2 separate regions of the Homo sapiens genome follow, and region 2 is linked to region 1. A link is an interaction called in ENCODE POLR2A ChIA-PET data of the cell type or tissue named here. Cell type or tissue: A673. All regions are shown on one strand. Links, peaks and the distances in the headings refer to the core of each region. The heading gives the core; the rest is flanking DNA.

What was found. ChIA-PET counts read pairs that join two places held together with the same protein. Peaks named below come from ENCODE experiments on the same cell type or tissue, not always from the same donor. Only the 100,000 strongest peaks of a DNase experiment are listed, where the experiment ranks them.
Region 2: POLR2A ChIA-PET joins it to region 1 with 5 read pairs; 2 of 35 experiments call an interaction of 5 or more read pairs at or near these places.

The regions. Positions count from the first base shown.
Region 1 is chr21:23,690,805-23,701,359 of GRCh38, reverse strand. No RefSeq gene overlaps it. Among named protein-coding and RNA genes, the nearest start is that of D21S2088E, 310 kb to the right of the region's middle. In A673, for the core only: a CTCF peak has its summit at 6,573; a DNase peak (open chromatin) is centred at 5,709; H3K4me3 peaks cover 353 bases; H3K27ac peaks cover 1,416 bases.
Region 2 is chr21:23,753,946-23,764,500 of GRCh38, reverse strand. No RefSeq gene overlaps it. Among named protein-coding and RNA genes, the nearest start is that of D21S2088E, 370 kb to the right of the region's middle. In A673, for the core only: no CTCF peak of the experiment used is centred there; no DNase peak of the experiment used is centred there.

The DNA.
Region 1 (10,555 bases), core at 3,675-8,674:
ATGGCTGCGGAGGTCTTAGGCAGGAGAGAGAGAAGTGCAGATCGAAGGGGAAAAAGTCCCTTATAGAACCATTAGATCTTGTGAGAACTCACTCACTATCATGAGAACAGCATGGGGGAACTGTCCCCATTATGTAATCACCTCCCACTCGGTCTCTCCCCCGACACATGGGAATTACAATTAGGATTAAAATTCAAGATGAGATTTGGGTGGAGACTCAGAGCCAGACCATATCATTCTGTCCCTTGCCCCTCCCAAATCTCATCTTCCTCACATTTCAAAACACACTTATGCCTTCCTAACAGATCCCCAAAGTCTTAACTCATTTCAGCATTAACTCAAAGTCTAAGTCCATAGTCTTATCTGAGACAAGGCAAGTCCCTTCTAACTATGAGCCTGTAAAATTGAAAGCAAGTAAGTTACTTCCTAGATACAATGGAGGTACAGGCATTGGGTAAATATGCCCATTCCAAATGGGAGAAATTGGCCAAAACAAAGGGGCTAGAGGCCCCATGCAAGTCTAACATCCAATAGGGAATTCATTAACTTTAAAATTCCAAAATGATCTCCTTTGACTTCATGCCTCACATAAAAGTCATGCTGATGCAAGAAGTGGGCTCCCACAGCCATGGATAGCTCTGCCGATGTTACTTTGCAGGGTACAGCCCCTGTTCTGGCTGCTTTCATAGGCTGGTGTTGAGTGCCTGGGGCATTTTTAGGCACACAATGCAAGCTGTCAGTGGATCTATCATTCTGTGGTCTGGAGGATGGTAGCCTTCTTCTCACAGTCCCATTAGGCAGTGCCCTGGTGGGAACTCTGTGTAGGGGCTCCAACTCCACATTTCCCTTTCACACTTCCCTAGCAGAGGTTCTCCCTGAGGGCTCTGCCTCTGTAGCAAAATTCTGTCTGGACATCCAGCATTCCTATACATCTTCTGAAATCTAGATGGAGGTAACAGATCTCAATTCTTGTCTTCTTTGCAACTGCAGGCCCAACACTATGTGGAAGCTACCAAGGCTTGGGGCTTTCACCCCCTGAAGCAATGGCCTTAGCTGTACCTTGGCCATTTTTAGCCATGGATGGAGTGGCTGGGATGCAGGGCACTAAGTCCTGAGGCTGCACACAGCAGAGGGGCCCTGCACCAAGCCCAGAAAACCATTTTTCCCTCTTAGACCCCTGGCCTGTGATGGGAGGGGCTGCCCTGAAGATATCTGACATGCCTGGAGACATTTTCCCATTGTCATGGTGATTAGCATTTGGCTCCTAGTTGCTTATGCAAATTTCTGTAGCCAGCTTGAATTTCTCCCAAGGAATATATTTTTTCTTTTCTACTGCATTATCAGGCTGCAAATTTTCCAAACTTTTAAGCCCTGTCACCCTTTGAATGCTTTACTGCTTAGAAATTTCTTCTGCCAAATACCCTAAATCATATCTCTCAAGTTCAAATTTCCGTGGATCTCTAGGGCAGGAGCAAAATGCCTCCAGTCTCTTTGCTAAAGCAAAACAAGAGGCACATTTATTCCAGCTTCCAACAAGTTCTTCATCTCCATCTGAGACCAGTTCAGTCTGGACTTTATTGCCCATATCACTATCAGCATTTTGGTCAAAGACATTCAACAAAGTCTCTAGGAAGTTCCAAACTTTCCCACATTTTCCTGTCTCCTTCTGAGCCTTCCAAACTGCTCTAATCTCTGCCTATTACTCAGTTCCACAGTTGCTTCCACATTTTTGGATCTCTTTATAGCAGCATCCCACTCCTGGTACCAATTTACTATATTAGTTCATTGTCATGTTGCAATGAAGAAATGCCCAAGACTGGGTAATTTATAAAGGAAAGAGGTTTAATTGACTCACAGTTATGCATGTATGGTGAGGCCTCAGGAGACTTACAGTCATGGCAGAAAGGGAAGCAAATACGTTCTTCTTCACACAGCCGCAGGAGAGTGAAGTGCAGTGGGGAAAAGGCCCCTTATAAAACCGTCAGATCTCCTGAGAATGCACTCACTGTCATGAGAACAGCATGGGAAGACAGCCCCAATGATCTAATCTCCTTTCATGAGGTTCCCTCCCCCAAAATGTGGGAATTACAATTTGGATTAAAATTCGAGATGCGATTTGGGTGGGGACACAGAGCTAGGCCACTTCAGCTAAGGAATATGAACAGAGTCTAGAATTTGGAAAATGCAAGGAAACAGAATTTTTAGAATGTCCAGAAGGAATGTAATCCTGCTAACACCTTGATTTTAGACCAGTGAGACTCATTTTGGACATCTTACTTCCACAACTATAAAATAATAAGTCATGTTGTTTTTAGGACACTTATTATGTGGTAATTTCACGGTAACAGAAAACACACAGCTTTTTATTTATTTGTCTTCTTCTACGTTAACAGTATCACCACCTGTTTATCCATGCCAGTTACAAACCTCAGCATCATCTCCAAGTCTTTTCTTTCCCACATACCTTGTATAACATATGGACAAATCCAAAGGATATTCTTTCCTATCACTTGTATCCATTACTTGCACTCCATTAACTACAACATTATTAGTGTAATCATTTATCATTCCTTGACTGGGCTGTTGCAGTCATTTCTGGGATCATAGCTCACTCCATCTGTCAAGCTAATGTCAATGCTATTTTCTAAAGTTTTAAAATGTGATCAGAGCATGTCCCTGGGTCACAAACTAACAACAAATATAGCTTTTAAATAAATTTGTTTACCATAAGTATAATAAAATTTCTTATACTGCCTAAAAATTGTTCAAATCTCTGAGAACCTTTTGGATACCTAAATGCTCATTCCTGTAAATCTTATTTTTGCAACTTGAAATGGAGTGTTTCTCTTTACTTATCAAGTAATCTGAATGTTTTTCACCATTCTGTTTTTTTATATATATAATTTTTATTTCCCATTTTTTTCATCCTAGTTAAGATGACTATCATTTCATACCCAGTGTAGAAAAAAAATTTCTATGTTTTATTCATGTGTTTCTTAAAATTCAAAGAATAACTCCTAAACATTAGCCTCACTAAATCTACAGCCTTTCCTTACTGATTCTTTTCCCCAAATAGAAAAATTATCTGCATACTGTTAGTCAGTAACATGACACCAAATGCTTCTAGTCAAATATCACTGTGAAACTGGTTAACTGTGTTTAAAAATATTATTAGGGAGGCCGAGGCAGGTGGATCATGAAGTCAGGAGATTGAGACCATCCTGGCTACCACGGTGAAACCCCGTCTGTACTAAAAACACAAAAACTTAGCCAGGCGTGGTGGTGGGCGCCTGTAGTCCCAGCTACTTGGGAGGCTGAGCAGGATAATGGTGTGCACCCAGGAGGCAGAGCTGGCAGTGAGCTGAGGTCTCTCCACTGCACTCCAGCCTGGGCAACAGAGCAAGATTCCACCTCAAAAAAAAAAAAAAGAAAACACTAGTTAAATTTCAACCTCCATAATCTATGTTAATGAGACAGTATATTAATCATTCTAAGCTTACGAATTTTTTCTGTAGACAAGGATTTTTTTTTCACCAGTATAGATCCAATAAAACCATCATAGGACTAAAAAAGTCTTGACCACACTTTACTGGAAATGAAATACATGAACAACCTGCAGAAGATGATTATAATGTCCTTTTAGTGCTCTAGAAGTATCCCCCAACACTGACCTCAACAAATATCTTAATTCAGTTCAATGTTTTCTTTTTAAATGATTACTCTTGGCTCCTATAAATTATCATGTTTTATTTTATTAATTTAGGCTGTATTTCACAAATATACCTATAATACATTGAACTGTTTCAGGTAAAAAGAAGAGTCATTTCTCCTTCCATTAATTTACTTAAATCATTTGCAATTGCCAATATTTAAATATTTTTGATTGATAAAGTTTTCTATTTTATGGAGTTGAATATACCATTAAGTTTAATAACTTCATGCACCTACAATTGCAGATGCCTATTTGCCAATCTCCCCAATTTCTTAGTTTTCACACCCTTTTTGTACACTATTGTAAAACCAAAGTTTCACTTATATTACCTATGTACTCAAAAACTCATCACCAACGTGAGAAAATCACAAGTCAACCTCTCTTTGTCTACTCAAGTCATAAAAACCTTTGAAAGTGGAAATTATGTTTTATTTCTGTTTTCTAAGGTTTACATTTACTGAGATTTACATGGTATCTTCTCCGTTTTATACCAATAGAAATAGTACAGTGCTGTAATTACATCCTCGTACATAGGACAAATGTATTTGCTAATATATATCATGAACACATAAAACATAATTAAAATTACATACAGTCAACTGACTAGATTAAAATATAGGGAAAAGGTAGAAATAAAACAGGGAAGAGGTCGAATCTGGACATTACTGAGATATATGAACCAATGAACTCTTTCCACTAAATCAAATATCAGAATTCTATGAATGGTATAAATGAATTATGAAAAGATCAATTAAAAGAGTGTAAAATAATGAGATATTTACCCCACTGAGCATAGAGTTCATGGGCTGTTTAGTATATTGGAAATAATGGCAAGGACAAACTACTGATTTCTGTAGAAGGTTGGTAAATGTCCATAGATGAAATATTCTGATTCAGAGAAATGTACTTCAAAGAAACGTAGGTCATAGAATAAAGACATGAGGCAGGCAAACTAATATCTTATTGATCATATGGAGATAAAATAGCTTAATGGTTACAGTCTAAAAAAACTGGACTCAACGCTTATGTCTGGTTATGATTTTGTGACATTGAGAAAGTAGCTTGACATCTGTGTCTATCCCTTAAGAAATAATGGTAGTGATGGGTTTCATGAGAAATCAAAAAAGTTAAACTATTCACAATGATTTATATCTACATTGACATATTCTTGGAAAATGTCTTCAGTTAAAAGGTAATTATGCAAATTTTAGTCACATAAAATGGAAATGTAAGCTATATTTATATATGTTCAAAGGAGTATATATATACACACATAACCTTTCAGATCAGTGTAAGTGGTCCACTTACTAGCCCACCATTCATATAATGCTATATAATGAAAATGTGGAGAACAAAATAAAGAAATGCTGACATTAATGCATTTGGAGAGTAATGTGAATCCAGAAAATCTGAAATTAATTCACACAAAAGGTTTTCGAGCTGGATAGACTAAATAAATATGCAGTGCATAGTTTTCTATAGTGTGTTTCATATTTGTAATCAACATGTAATACCCCAATATAATGTAAATAGGACATAGATATTAGCACACATTAGAAGCAGGCAGCAGCCCCTCACATTGAGCATTTAGAAATGGATGAGAGATTTTTTCCCTCAAATCCAGTGACCTTTCAGATCTCAGATAACCAGCATTCTTGAAGTTATGATACTCAGTTGCCCCATTAATTTCATGTGGCTGTAAACTCTGTCTAGCATTGACTTCTTTGATATCAGACAAAAATCATCAATTTACGTGAATTTAAATATGTTTAGCTATTTGGAGATTCATCGGGGAGATTCCACACCAGAATGGGAAAGAATGGGTAACAAATCCACTTTAAACCATTAGAATAAATCTTACCGATAGAGAATTACACAAAAAAGTGAACTGTAAGTGATATAGCCAAAATGCAAGGACCTTTTTTTTCTTTGAAGAATGTCAAGCTGCTGATGACGTGCTGCTACTCTGAGCTTCACCCACACATGTTTTCCTGTCCCCGCCAGGGATTCACCTCTGAATATGCAAAATGATCATACAAGGCAAGCAAACTTGTGTGCCAAAGACCAGCTTTCTGAAGCGTGAAATGAAGCTGCCTTTAACTTATGTTCTTGTTTTTATATCTTTAGAGTCTTGTAGATAAGCGGGCTTCAAACTATTAGTTATTATTAATTTGTCTTTGATTTCTTCTAGTTTCTTAGAAAAATAATTCCTGATCTGGTTTTTAAATGTAATTTCTGATGTGTTTATAAAAGTTTGACTAGTGGTAAAACTGCAATCTTCTCAAGATACATTATAAAAATAAAATTTAAAGCAACTCAAATACCCTTTTTCAATACTAGTAAAAGTTATACAATTATTTGATAGATTTTATTTGTTTTTGTGTTTTACCTTAGAGAGGGCAGCAATGGATGAAAGTAAGTTCGGCCTAATAATGTATTTTTCCAAATATGATTTTTAAGAAATTGGTTTTCTGAGCTACTTCATAAATCTAAAAATATTTTCATTTATGTTAGCTACTTATTCTGACTTTAGTTTGAAATCTATGAACCACATGCAGATAAAAGTATATTTATTAATGTAGAAATTAAAAAGCTCATTTAAAAATGTATTCCTATTTTTCCGACTTTTCACTTGTCAAATAAGTGATTGGAGAATTTTTCAGTATCAAGCATAGTTTTGTGAAGATATCAATGAATGGGGAATTCATAGATGTTATAAAAACAGAAAAAATGCTTTTTAATCCTTCAACACTGTAAACACCAAATAGTTAAAAACACTTGCCACCTGTTTCTGTTACTCTCAGCTGTCTCCCCTGCCTCCTTCCTTTTTTCTCCAATGTTTGAATGCATATTCAAAGGTTTTGAATAATTAATCACACAGAACTGTTTTAAACATGCCTTTGTCCTGAGAGGCCTTTCAAATAATTAGCCCCTTTGCAAGTGTTCAAAGATGTAGCATATTATACTAAAATCATAATGTCTCCAAATTCTTTGCTTCTTTTTGCTTATGTATAATAACCCAATGTTTCTTTATTCCCAGTTGTTGAATAAAACATAGACAGAAGATGGCACTATTTCTTCATTGTTTAAAAAAGTACATATCAGCAAGTAATTTCTCCACTTTAAGTGAAAAATAAAATTTTAAAAGCTACCTGCAAGGGAAACACACAGGTTTATTAGAAAATGGAGGTAAGACTACATGGCATAAGGCATAATTTACTTGAATACTGGGATAGAAAGTAATTTAAAATTAAGCATGGAAAACTAAACAGTAATAATATACTTACTTTCCAATGAAATTATAGAAAAATAATGCAATATTTGTTATATAAGAAACACTTCTTTTGCTATATCCCACAAATTTTGATATGCTGTGTTTCCATTAACATTCAAATGTAAATTATAGTAATCTCTATTATTATTTCTTCTTTAACTTATGGACCATTTAGATATGTGCTGCTTGATTTCACATTTTGGGAGATTTTGCACACTTTATTTCTAATTTAAGTCTATTTTTTTCAGAAAATATAGAACAAAATTTCAAATACTTTTAATTTATTGAGACTTGTTTTATGGTTCAGCATATTGTTTATATTGATGAATGTAATGAATACTTGATAAGAATTTGTATTTTGCAGTGTGGTATAAATTGTTTAATGTCAATTAGGTAAAATTGTTTGATCAAATCTTTTTTATTTTTACTGATTTTTACCTACTTGTTCTCTTATTCACTAAGATTAAAATCTCTATGACTGTTTTGTCTCTTTCTCCCTTTACTTTTGCCACTTTTTGTGTATTAAAATATATTATTACATTTATTCATAAAAAAAAGAAAAAAAGAAAAAAATCACCGTCATAGGTGATATAAAGAGACTGGCGTGGTGCCAGCAATCTCTCTTTGGAGTTTGTGTCCCATCTTTGCTTTTATGATTAATGAGACCTTAGACAAGTTATTTTTCTTGGAATCAAAATGGAGGTAATAAATACTTATTTTCTTTTCTGATTAAGTAAAAACATAATAAGAGTTCAACTGATAGCTATTGTTTTACCATACTATAATATAAACTTTGTGTGGGGCAAAGACAAATTTTTGTGTTTTATCACAATATTATCAACATTTAGCACAATGTTTGACATTCGGTAGACATATGGAAACTGCACTTAAGGAGTTGTTATGATGGCTACTATCAAAAAGACAAGAGAGAACAAGTGTTGAAGAGGGTGTGGAAATAAAAGGAATCCTTGTATACTGTTGGTGGGAAGGTAAATTAGTACAGCCATTACGGAAAACAGTATGGAGTTTTGGAAAAAAATTAAAAGTAGAACCACCACATGATCCAGCCATTCCACTTCTGGGTATAAAGTATAAGGGAATGAAATCTGTATGTCAAAAATATATGTGCACTGTCGTGTTCATTGTAACACTATTCACAATAGCAAAACTATGGATTCAACCTAAGTGTCCATCATCAGATGAATAGTTAAAGAAAATATAGAGTATATAGACAACAGAATACTATTCAACCTTTAAAAAGGAGGACATCCTGTCCTTTGGGACGACAGAGATGAACCTGGAGGACAGTATGCTAAGTAAATGAAGCTAGGCACAGAAAGACAAATACCGTATGATCTCACATGTGATGTCTGAAAAAGTAGAACTTAAAGGAGACAGTAGAATGGGGCCAGGGATGGAGTTGAAGGAATTAAGAAAATCTTGATCAAGGGATACAAAATTTCAGTTAGACGGAAGGAATAAGTTCGATATCTACTGTACAACATGGTGATTATTGTTCATAACAATGCATTTAACTTCACACTTAAACACTGCTAAAAGAGTAAATTATATACATTGTCATCACAAAAATATGATAAGTATGTGAGATAATAGATATATTATTTAGGCTGATTTAGTCATTCTGCAATGTTCAACATCATATAAAAACATCCTATTGTACATCATTAATATTTGTAATTTGTATTTGTAAAAAAATTAAAAATTAACAAATGCACATGGTAAGTTAATAAGCCAGCAGTTTCTTCCAAGAGCCAGTACAACTAAAAACTACATTATTACATCATCTGAAAAACTTTACATAAACTGGAATTTCTAATTTTCCTAATAAAATTTATCAATCTAGCAAATATTTAACCAGAAAAAAAAGTTGCATAAGTATTAAAACAAACAGAACTTAAATCGATTGTGTATTTGCTTTAAATGGCTTTCAAAGAAGCCATTACTGTTAAAATGAAGCTCTTAGAAGCAGTTTATGAATAATAACAATAACAAGGAATCCTAAGAGGTAGATGTTATCTTACTCATTTTTGTAATTACAGCTCAACAGTATTACACAAAATAGATGATTATGTCTGAAAATAAAACAAGGAAAAAAGTTTTGTCCCTGTGAGATTGTCCGTATTTACAAACTTAAGACAAGTTACTTGAATCCAATTTACACTGATTAAACATGTGTATTTGAAATCATCACATGTAAAAATGAGAACTCACCCTTTTAGTCTTAACTCCAGAGGAAACTTCAATCTTTTTTTTTTCTTTCTTTCTTTCTTTTTTTTCTTTCTTTCTTTCTTTTTTTTTTTTTTTGTGAGACGGAGTCTCGCTCTGTCGCCCAGGCTGGAGTGCAGTGGTGCGATCTCGGCTCACTGCAAGCTCCGCCTCCCGGGTTCACGCCATTCTCCTGCCTCAGACTCCCGAGTAGCTGGGACTACAGGCACCCGCCACTACGCCTGGCTAATTCTTTTGTATTTTTAGTAGAGACCGGGTTTCACTATGTTAGCCAGGATGGTCTCGATCTCCTGACCTCGTGATCCGCCCGCCTTGGCCTCCCAAACTGCTGGGATTACAGGCGTGAGCCACCGCGCCCGACTGCCAACTTCAATCTGAAAAACAAAAATTGCAAATACATGTTTACAAAGGATATTGAGTAAACATCAATTTTCTCTTGTTGGGCATATATCTAGCCTTTATTTCCCCAGTCTCTCTTGATGTTAGGTTGGGCTATATGACTAGTTCTAGACAATGGAATGTGGATAGAAGTCATATGTGTTATTATTATGTGATGATTTTTAAGAAATAGATGTGTTCCATAGTGGAGTACCAAGGGCACAGTGGTGGTTGAGCTCCACCTAGTAGGGCGAAATTTTTTATCACTGTTATGTTTGCAATTGCCATTGAAAAGCCTTTCTCATTATTTCCACTAGCAAAACGCTAATAGAAGAAAAAAGGCAGTGGAGTCTTAATAATAGAAAATTAGAAGATAGAAAAAAATCTAGTTACCTGGATTGTGGAGGTAATTCACTGTAAACCAGGAAAACAAGATTTAGACAGGTGAGTGAAAAATACATTTTTTTCGTGTTTGAACATTATAGGTGGTTGGATCTATTTTGTCTAGCAGTTCACATTACCCAAACCAACGCCATAAGGAAATAGTGATATGAAGTCCAGAAAACGTACACAACGTATTACTTACTGTAGCCCTTTTAAAACCAGTTTCTCTGCAGCTTCACATTTCTATGTTCCTGCTTTTCACTGTCTTTACTAAGTAAAGTGTTTATTGGCTGGAAAATAATCTAGTATTATTATTTGTTTCTCTGACCTTCACTAAGCTAAAAGAAGGAACGTTTGCTTATTTGACTTCAACTAGTAAGAGTTTTATCAAGAGGGGAGATGAAACGTTTTTGTCCAGCTGATTATCTATATATATATATAGCAGGCATGTAATTTCACATAAATACTTTTATTCCTAAATAAACAATACAGATATTAAAGACTGCATACTGCTAAAGTGTTGCTATATTTTACACAAATATATCTATTTTTATATCTCT
Region 2 (10,555 bases), core at 2,505-7,504, 64 kb before region 1:
CATTACATTCTAAAGTAAATATATGGCCTTTAATTTTTTTTATTATACTCTAAGTTCTAGGGTACATGTGCACAACGTGCAGGTTTGTTACATATGTATACATGTGCCATGTTGGTGTGCTGCACCCATTAACTCACCATTTACATTAGGTATATCTCCTAATGCTATCCCTCCCCATTCCCCCCACCCCACGACAGGCCCCAGTGTGTGATAGTCCTCACCATGTGTCCAAGTGTCCTCATTGTTCAATTCCCACCTATGAGTGAGAACATGCGGTGTTTGGTTTTCTGTCCTTGCGATAGTTTGCTCAAAATGATGGGTTTCCAGCTTCATCCATGTCCCTACGGCCTTTAATTTTTTAAAAAAATTACTACAGGATCAAAATTATGGAAAGTCAAGCACTTACACAAACTACTTATACACAGCTTAGATATCCTTATGAATTGTACAACTCTTCTCGGGACTGTGTTTTTAGAAGTCACGCCCTTTCTGTATTATGTTTTTTTTTTAAAAATTTACATTATGAACTTGCAAGTATAATAATCCTTACTTGTAATTCAGTCACATAACTCTTTAATAACTTCCTTTATGAATGCATTTATGCCATTAATTTTCGTCACCACAAGGCAGAATTTAGTATCTAAGAAAGCACAAAGCCAGAGAAAAGTTACAATGTCATATTCCTAGGGATATCTTTATAAAGCTAAACAGCTAACTTTAACAAATGAAAGAAGAAAAAGCTTCCACTGTTTTCTTCACTCTGCCTGTCCCAGTATGCAGGTGACCCTGACACAGCCGTTTCCTTCTGTCCAGGATATTAATTATGTCGCACCTCCATTGTATAGGTTCTCTCTCCATTGTCTTCTTTTTATCTAGTATGTGTTTTCTGAAAATATTTTACTCTTCCATTTTTTGCTATAGTTTTTCATTTTTTGCTTTCTCCCCCACCCAGTTTACTTAATTTGTACGTTACATGATTTTACATGTCTTTTGGATTGATAATTCCATCACTGAAATGTAACTAAATTCAAACCTTCCACTGTCCATCATAGCCATTTTTTTTTCCTAATTTATCCAGAAGCATTCGAAGTAAACCTGTGATATATATTAAACAAATACTGTCATATATATTAAACAACAGATGTTATAGTATTTATTCCTAAAGTCCTCTAAATTTACCTCATAAGCTCTTTTTATAGGAGGGAAAACTTTCCTTCAAAGAGTGTAAGTTTTATTTTTATTTTTATTTTTTTAGTTTTACAAGCTTTTTATTAGTTGAAAAACATGTAGAAACACAGACCCAGATTTTTGTACAACTAAGAAATACAAAACCATTTGCAATTGACTTTTTTGTAATGGATACCAACAAGGATGACAACTTGTCTTACCACAGATGCACTAAGTAGTTAAGTTCCTTTCCCTCCTCTTCTCAAAAATTAAAACTGTACATAGGTTTATCTAAAATGTGTTAATTTTGCCTCTGTTTTTAAAAACTTATCTAAAGATTGAAGAGTGATCTAAGCTCAGATCATCGTATGAAATTAGAACCAGGAGATGACTGACTACCTTGGACTGTATTTAAATACATAAAAGCTGCTATTCTTTCTTTTTACATTTATAGTCAAAGCTCAAAAGGACACATTCAAGAGTGAGAGAGAGAGAGAAAGAGGGAAAAAGGCTTTCAGAACTTTAAATATCTGTGAATAGTCAGCGCTTAGAGATAAAGACAGACTCAAAAATAATGACCTTTAGTACCTAATGTTAAATGACGAGTTAATGGGTGCAGCACACCAGCATGGCACATGTATACACATGTAACTAACCTGCATGTTGTGCACATGTACCCTAAAACTTAAAGTATAATAAAAACAAACAAACAAACAAACAAAAAGAGTGTAAGTTTTAAAAGTTAAGTTGGGATCTTTATCTCAGTTGCATTTCATTCTAGTCTCCAGATCATTTTATTAAACAAGCTTCATATCGTTACCCTGAATTACATAACTGAAAGTCACAGATTTTTGTCTTCTTATCAGGTCTCATGTGTCCTATGTGTACAGGTGTCCCTTTTATATTCTAGCAGAGTGACTTATGCAGATGAATTAAGTGTTTTTGCAAAATTCTCCTGTTACTTCAGTTTCAACTCTTTCACTTAGATGTGAGATGTCTGCTCAAAATTCTCCAACATATATACAGAATTTTTGCACCTATTAAGAGTCAATAGACCTTTTCTCTACCTCAAAGTAAAGCAGAGCATGACAGATTCAGTTGCAACTTTGGCGTCTCTACTCCTAAAGTGAGCATAGTAAAGAGTTATTAAAGAAATATCCGGGGGAACAAAACTAGGTGATCTTGCAATCTTGTAATGGCTCAATTCCCTAAACCCAGATGATGGGCTTTGAGATTCTTTATACAAATAGCTTTACAGAAATTCATGCACTGCTATATGGATCAGCTAGGCCCCTGAGCTAGTAATAAAACTACCACCAGAGGAGTAATAAGAATAGGAGGCCACAGACACAGGAGATCTTAAAAGTAAATACTTAATATGTCTGGCATTTAGTATTTAACAGCAACTACTAAAAGTTATCAGGATGCACTGGGCTTTATGCTTAAATAATATTACAATTGTATTACAATCATGTGTTTGTGTTACTATCTCACTATGCAGTAGGCTCCTCTGTAATTACTGACTTTTGTATCTTCAATGTCTAATACAACAACTAGTAAATCATAGTTGACAAATAAATGTTTGGATGAAATTCACAACTAACTAAATTTTGAGTAGCCCCTCTTTTGGGTTAGCTCATCTAGTTATCCTGTTCTAGTCTTCAGCTAAAATTATTCTTGCTTATTTTTTATGGTGCAAACTGTTTTTTCTTCCTCTCTGGAGAATCTCTTGAAAAAAAAAACTAACAAATTTTCTTTTCATTTATTCATATTCTCTTCTGAAGCAAGTACAATCATGTAGCGTAAGTCTCCAATTTTGTCTATAACATTCGCTGTAATGTTTTGATATACTAGGAGATTCATTTTCTTCATGTACTTTGACAATGCTAGCAAATAGCATATGTTCACTGAATCGTTGATGAGGTAACAAAAGTTTGATGATAAAGCGAGCCACAGTTATCATCAAGCTTTTCACTTTATACTCTTTTAAATCTTTTGCCTGTTGTAGCATCAGGCCTTATTACCTATTAACAATAGGTTAAAAAATTCTTATAATTTGCAAATAACATTTTACCATCAATTAACCATAATCCCATATATAAGTAAATCTGTGAAAATGGAAATGTTGATATCAGATATATCAATATTTTCTTTATGTCATTTTGCCTATAAAATGTCATTATTCCACTATATTACCATTTAAAGGATTTATTTAGTTTTTTAATAGCTTATTTTTGAGAAGCTTTAGCGTCACAGCAATTGAGCAAAAATGCAGAGATTCTCATTTACTGTGTCCCCACAAATATGCAGCCTCTTCCATTATCAACATCCCACAGCACCCGAGTGGGACATTTGTTACAATCAATGAACCCAACCTGACACTTCATTATCCCCAGAGTTCATAACTGATGTTAGGGTTTACTCTTGGTATTGTACCATGTATGAGTCTAGACCATTGTACTCTGTATGTGTCCACCATAGTAGTATCATACAGAATAATTTCACTGTCCTAATAATCTTCTGTGCTCCAGCTATTCATCCCCTGCCTTCCCCATGGTTTCCCTCTGGAAACTGTGATCTTTTGAATATCTCCTTAGTCTTGCCTTTTCCAGAATGTCAAATAGTTAAAAGTATACAGGAGATAGACTGTTCAGATTGGCTTCTATCACTTAGTAATATGCATTTAAGTTTCCTCCATGTCTGTTCATGGCTTGACAGCTCATTTATTATGAATCTTGAATACATAACTAAATCCTTCATTTTTGGCTATACCATGAGTTATGTATCCATTCACCTATTGAAGGGCATGCTGGTTGCTTCCAAGTTTTAGCAGTTATGATAAGGCATTTATAAATATCTGTGTGCAGGTTTTTGTGTAGACATAATTTTTAAATTAATTTGCACACTGCTGGTAGGAGGGAAATTGATACAACCACTTTGGAATATTGTTTGCCTGTAACTTATGAAGTTGAACATATGATAATCTATAAGCCAGCAATTCCACTTCTGCATACATATGCAACAGAGACACATACAAATAAACACTAAAAACAAGTATTAGAATGTTCCTAGGAACATTAATAGTAATATCTCCAAAGTAGAAAGAACTCACATAATAACAGTAGAATGAATAAATAAATACTAAACAGCTGTACTGTCCAATACAGTAGCCACTAGCCACATGTGACTACTGAATATTTGATCTGTTTGCCTCTTATTTTGCCAATACCACACTGTCTTCATTTGCTGCAGCTCTTCTGTTTGCCTTGGTATGCCTTCCAGGTCTCTGAAATAAAGTTTATAACTTACATTTACTTGTGACACTTTGCCTGTATTGAATCTTTTAAAGCTAACAAAACACACTTTGTAGATAAAGAGACTGAGACTTAGGAAGGTTACGGGTGTCTCAGGGTGTCAGAACTGGTTTGTGTTGGAGTTAGCTCCTGGATAAGGATCTAGCTTCCTCTGTCTCCCTGGCTTATGATCTTTCTCTGCCCTTCCTCCTGAAAGAAACTTTCCTGACAGTTGTTCATTCTCTGGGAGCCAGGGTAGCTCTGATATCAAAATGTAGTGTAAAATTAATGGTGTATTATTTTACACTTTCCTGTATAACATTCACATTAAGTACTTTGGCCCAGAAAAAGGTGTACAATGTTTCACATGGGGTCGGTGAAAGAGAAAGCTTTTTAGCAGATAGCTTTGCTATGTGAGATGATCTTCTTAATATAGGAGGCATAAAAGCAAAACAAAAAAACTGATGGTTCTGCTGACAAAAAGATAATTTTACATTTTATAAGGAATTTTTTTTATTATATTTTAAATTTTCGGGTACATGTGAACAATGTGCAGGTTAGTTACATATGTATACATGTGCCATGTTGGTGTGCAATAGGAACACTTTTACACTGTTGGTGGGACTGTAAACTAGTTCAACCATCGTGGAAGTCAGTGTGGCAATTCCTCAGGGATCTTGAACTAGAAATACCATTTGACCCAGCCATCCCATCACTGGGTATATACCCAAAGGATTATAAATCATGCTGCTATAAACACACATGCACATGTATGTTTATTGCAGCACTATTCACAATAGCAAAGACTTGGAACCAAGCCAAATGTCCAACAATGATAGACTGGATTAAGAAAATGTGGCATATATACACCATGGAATACTATGCAGCCATAAAAAATGATGAGTTCATGTCCTTTGTAGGGACATGGATGAAGCTGGAAACCATCATTCTCAGCAAACTATCTCAAGGACAAAAAACCAAACACCGCATGCTCTCACTCATAGGTGGGAATTGAACAATGAGAACACATGGACACAGGAAGGGGAACATCACACACCGGGGCCTGTTGTGGGGTGGGGGGAGGGGGGAGGGATAGCATTAGGAGATATACGTAATGTTAAATGACGAGTTGATGGGTGCAGGAAATTGTTTTTATGCAAGCACATTTGCATAAAGTATAGTTTTGTAACAGTGTCCTTTAGAACTTACCATATCTAATTTGTCTGATGTCATGCCCTCAATTTGCACAAATACAAACAGGTTTCTTCAGTAGAAATTTTGCTCTATTTTGGCAGTAACTGGAATGCATTGTGTTTAGCTCTAATATTATTTGATTTTTTAAATATTCAATATGGAAAAGTCTGCAAAATTTTATAATCTTTGAAGACCAAATATGTGTGCCTTCTGACTTGCCCCCTTGTATATTTTAGATTAATTGCTTTATCTAAGTCTTCTTAGTACTAATGTTAGACTGTATAATTATGTTTTTTTAAAATGTATTGGCTTTTATTTTGTTTTAATATTATATATATACACACACAATCATATACATAAAATACTGTATATTATATATGTATGCATAGACACATACATGCATAGACATAGATACATGCCTTATACAAAATCTTAAAGGATAAATATAACTTGAGTAAATATCTGCTATTCAGTTATAGCTCCTTTCTCTCTGGGATTCCCTGGTGTGCCCCACTCCAAAGATAATAATCGTCATTCTCCTCGGGGAACCCATCATTGTGGTTTTAGTGCTAATCATTCTCTTGTTTTTCTTTTCTTTTCTTTTCTTTTTTTTTTTTTTTTGAGACAGAGTCTCGCTCTGTTGCTCAGGCTGGAGTGCAGTGGCGTGATCTCGGCTCGCTGCAACCTCCGCCTCCCAGCTTCAAGCAATTCTCCTGCCTCAGCCTCCCAAGTAGCTGGGACTACAGGCGCCCACCACCATGCCCAGTTAATTTTTTTTTTTTTTTTTTTTGTATTTTTAGTAGAGACGGGGTTTCACCATGTTAGCCAGGATGGTCTTGATCTCCTGACCTCGTGATCCGCCCGCCTCGGCCTCCCAAAGTGCTGGGATTGCAGGCATGAGCCACCGCGCCCGGCCTCTTGTTTTTATTTTCAATATCATTGTTTATTCCTAAACGATGTTGTCCAATGGTTACATCTAGTGACTGAGAAATAAATTGTTTTGTTTATCATATATTTCCAGTATGTCGTTTTCAACATAATAGGAGGAAGAGTGAATTGATTTGTCAGTTGAATAATCATTTTGGACAAATCGTATAATAGAGCACTGTATTCTCTTTGACATTTTGTTGAGTGACATTGTACAGTGAGGTACCTCCCATTCATATGCGCTTAGGTATATGAAACAAAATTTCTCAATGTTACATTAGTAAAAACTGAAATTATGGAGATACTTAGTTCTGAAGCCTGTGTCACGCTAACAGGAATTGATAGCCATATAGGACCAAATGAACTATTGACAATTAGGATTCATTTACCTTTTTTTTGTTGTTGTTTGTTTTTTAGTTTCACTCTTGTTGTCCAGGCTGGAGTGCAGTAGTGCAATCGCAGCTCACTGCAACCTCTGCCTCCCGGGTTCAAGCAATTCCCGTTCCTCAGCCTCCTGAGTAGCTGGGATTAAAGGCATGTGCCATCATGCTAGCTAATTTTGTATTTTTATTAGAGACGGGGTTTCTCCATGTTGGTCAGCCTGGTCTCGAACTCCCAACCTCAGGTAATCCGCCCGCCTCGGCCTCCCAAAGTGCTGGGATTACAGGCGTGAACCACCACGCCAGGCTCATTTACCTTTGTAAGTGGTGTGCAGTTCTAAAATGTTTAGGCATTGATAATCTATAATCATATATAAAGTTACGTAATATATTTATGTTATGATCAGCAGTCTACATTAATAACTAAAATGACACCTCAAACCAAAATAATGTTTGGTTTCATAATACTAAATGTCTTATGGGGCAAGAATTTAAAAAAAATTTTTTTCACTTCACATTCATATTTTACGTATCTGGTAGCAAAAAATATTTAAAATTGTCATCGAAAATAATTACAATTATCTAATATTTTACTGTGGTATAGAATTCTCTGAAAGAAGTAGAATGAAATTGTGAGCTCAAGAAGAAAAAGGGTCATTATAAAATTTCTAACTGTTAAAGAACCGCATGTTCTCACTCATAGGTGGGAATTGAACAATGAGAACACATGGACACAGGAAGGGGAACATCACACTCTGGGGACTGTTGTGGGGTGGGGGGAGGGGGAGGGATAGCATTAGGAGATATACCTAATGCTAAATGACGAGTTAATGGGTGCAGCACACCAGCATGGCACATGTATACATATGTAACTAACCTGCACATTGTGCACATGTACCCTAAAACTTAAAGTATAATAATAATAAAACAAAATAATAAAATAAAATAAAATTTCCAACTAAAAAAAAGAAAAATACTTTTTAAATTAAAATTAATTTTTGTGGTGTTTTGATATACAATAGCAAATTTTTAATATTAATGATTACATGAATATATTATTTTATAATATTTACAATTATGTGAAAATTGTACAATATTTAATTTCTTAAGCTTAGAACAGTTCATTTTAGAGAGAAACCATAAAAATGTGAAGGAAGGCACACAGCTTTAAAATATTTTATGTGGATATGTGATTATGAAATCTTGGCCGGGTACGGTGGCTCATGCCTGTAATCCCAGCACTTTGGGAGGCTGAGGCAGACAGATCACTTGAGCTCAGGAGTTCAAGACCAGCCTGGCCAATATGGTAAAATCCTGTCTCTACTAAAAATTAAAAAAAAAAAAATAGCCAGGCATTGTGTCAGGCGCCTGTAATCCCAGCTACTCAGGAGGCTGAGGCAAGAGAATCACTTGGACCCGGGAGGTGGAGGTTGCAGTGAGCCGAGACTGCGCATTGCATTCCATACTGGGCAAGAAGAGTGAAACTGCGTCCAAAAAAAAAAAAAAAAAAAAAAAAAAAAAAAAAAAAAAAAATACTTAAGGCCACTAATCTAATCATATGATTCAAATTTCACAAAAGTAAGTATCCTGTTTTCAATTAGTCTACTGTAGTTTTAAATTTTAAAATCATTGTTTAAAAATGTGAGAAAGTCTTTTTCATACCCCAATCTTAACTCTATAAGCAATCTAACCAAGACTGGCATTATTTAAAGTCTGTTTCATTTGTCGTTTCTTCTAATGATGGAAGTGACCTGTTCCAAGCATTTAGCTTAATCTTCTTCTTTCAGTTTTCTGAGTCTCCTCAAATGAGTGGTAAATTTCTTTTTCGGCTCATAATTGTACATCCCAGTGGTTTTCAAGTAATGTGGGACTGCCAAAGAATGGAAAATCTAGTAAAGGTGACAAAATACTAGTTTCAGCTAGTGGGGTCTACTTGAGTAAAAGGAAGCAAAACCTTGATTTCTGTGTTGAAATGTTAACCCAAAACACCGAAATTCCATGCTCTAGCCTCTCCTCCCCTCGTTCTCAGTTACCTGCTCATGCTCCTATCCTCGACTACCCAAGGGTTCAGTTCTCACTCAGTCGCACAGCCGTGGAAGCACATTATCCTTCAAGTCCAGTTTGATTTTATGTTCACTACGGTGAACGGAATTCAGCAGTCATAGATCTCAGGTGTTACAGCTCCTCATTAAGCAAACTCTCAGGCCTCTGTCTGCTGAATTCCTGAAAAATAGTAAAATGTTAGGCTTTGCTCCAGGACTTAAATGGAAGCAAATCTACACTGTCATGTAGGCTTGACGTGCTACCAAAAAAAAAAAAAAAAAAAAAAACACTGTTATAGAGGCAGCCCTCTGCATCTGTGGTTTCCACATCTGTGGATTCAACCAACTGCAGATTGAAAATATTTAGAAAAATAATGAATGATTGCATCTGTACTGAACATGTACAGACCTTTGTTCTTGTCGTTATTCCCTAAACAATGCAATATAACAACCATTTACATAACACTTACATTATACAAGGTATTATAAGTAATCTATAGATGATTTAAAATATAAAGAGGATGCGCATAGGTTATATGCAAATGCTACACCATTTTACAGCAAGAACTAAATATCAGTGGATTTTGGTATCCTAAGGAGATACTGTGGGAAATAATCCCCTGAGTATACCCAGGGGTGAGTATACCTGAAATCTAGATCAATATCCCTGGGGCACCTATAGTTATTGATGTTCCAAAATTGCAAATTATTTGTATTATTTTACATACTAAGTGAGTGATAAGAAAACATAATGGATATATGCTAAAGTTCTTATCTAACTTATGTTATTTTAAACATACTTAAACCTAAAGAAAAATAGAAAGTGTTTCTCAATTCCTTTTATGAGTATGATGCAAATTCATTGCCAAATTTTAAAAGCTGGTGTAGAAGTTAAAACTATAAACCAATTTAACAATGAATTGAGATGAAAAAGTTTTCATTCAAAGATTACAAAAATCATTTGTAGTTAAGTGCATAAAAAAACAGAAAACTAATCTAACACAGAGATCTGATTGTCTAATAGGAAACACACAAATCAGAGACTTTCACAGTAGTGAGCTTTACTGACAATTACACGGATGCAAACAAACAAAATTCAGAGAGAGGCTTTGCACATCCTCCTGACTCCACAAGCTGTTCCTTCTCACATTGGACACATGCTGTGTTCCCATTGGAACACATGCTATCAGACTCAAATAAAAGAGATCTTTAAATGAGGATTATAGGTCACCCAACAGGACAGGCTTCTTAAGTTATTTCATATTTTCCTTTTTTTTTTTCCCCAGATAGTTGTTTACTTATGTAACATTCCTTAAGGAACCATGTCCCATAAATTCACATAGTATAAGTTTGTTTATCGCAGACAATTCTAAAATAGGAAAATCAGTGCTCAAAGCATTCAACAGATGAGGAATTTTCTCCTAACCAACTTTGTTAGACTGCTTGTCTAGAGGTTCAGCTATCATTTTTGCAAGACTAGAAGACTAGAACTTGCCTTCTTTGCCCAGAGCATCCAATCCATAGTAACTGGGGGAGAAATGAATTATAGCCC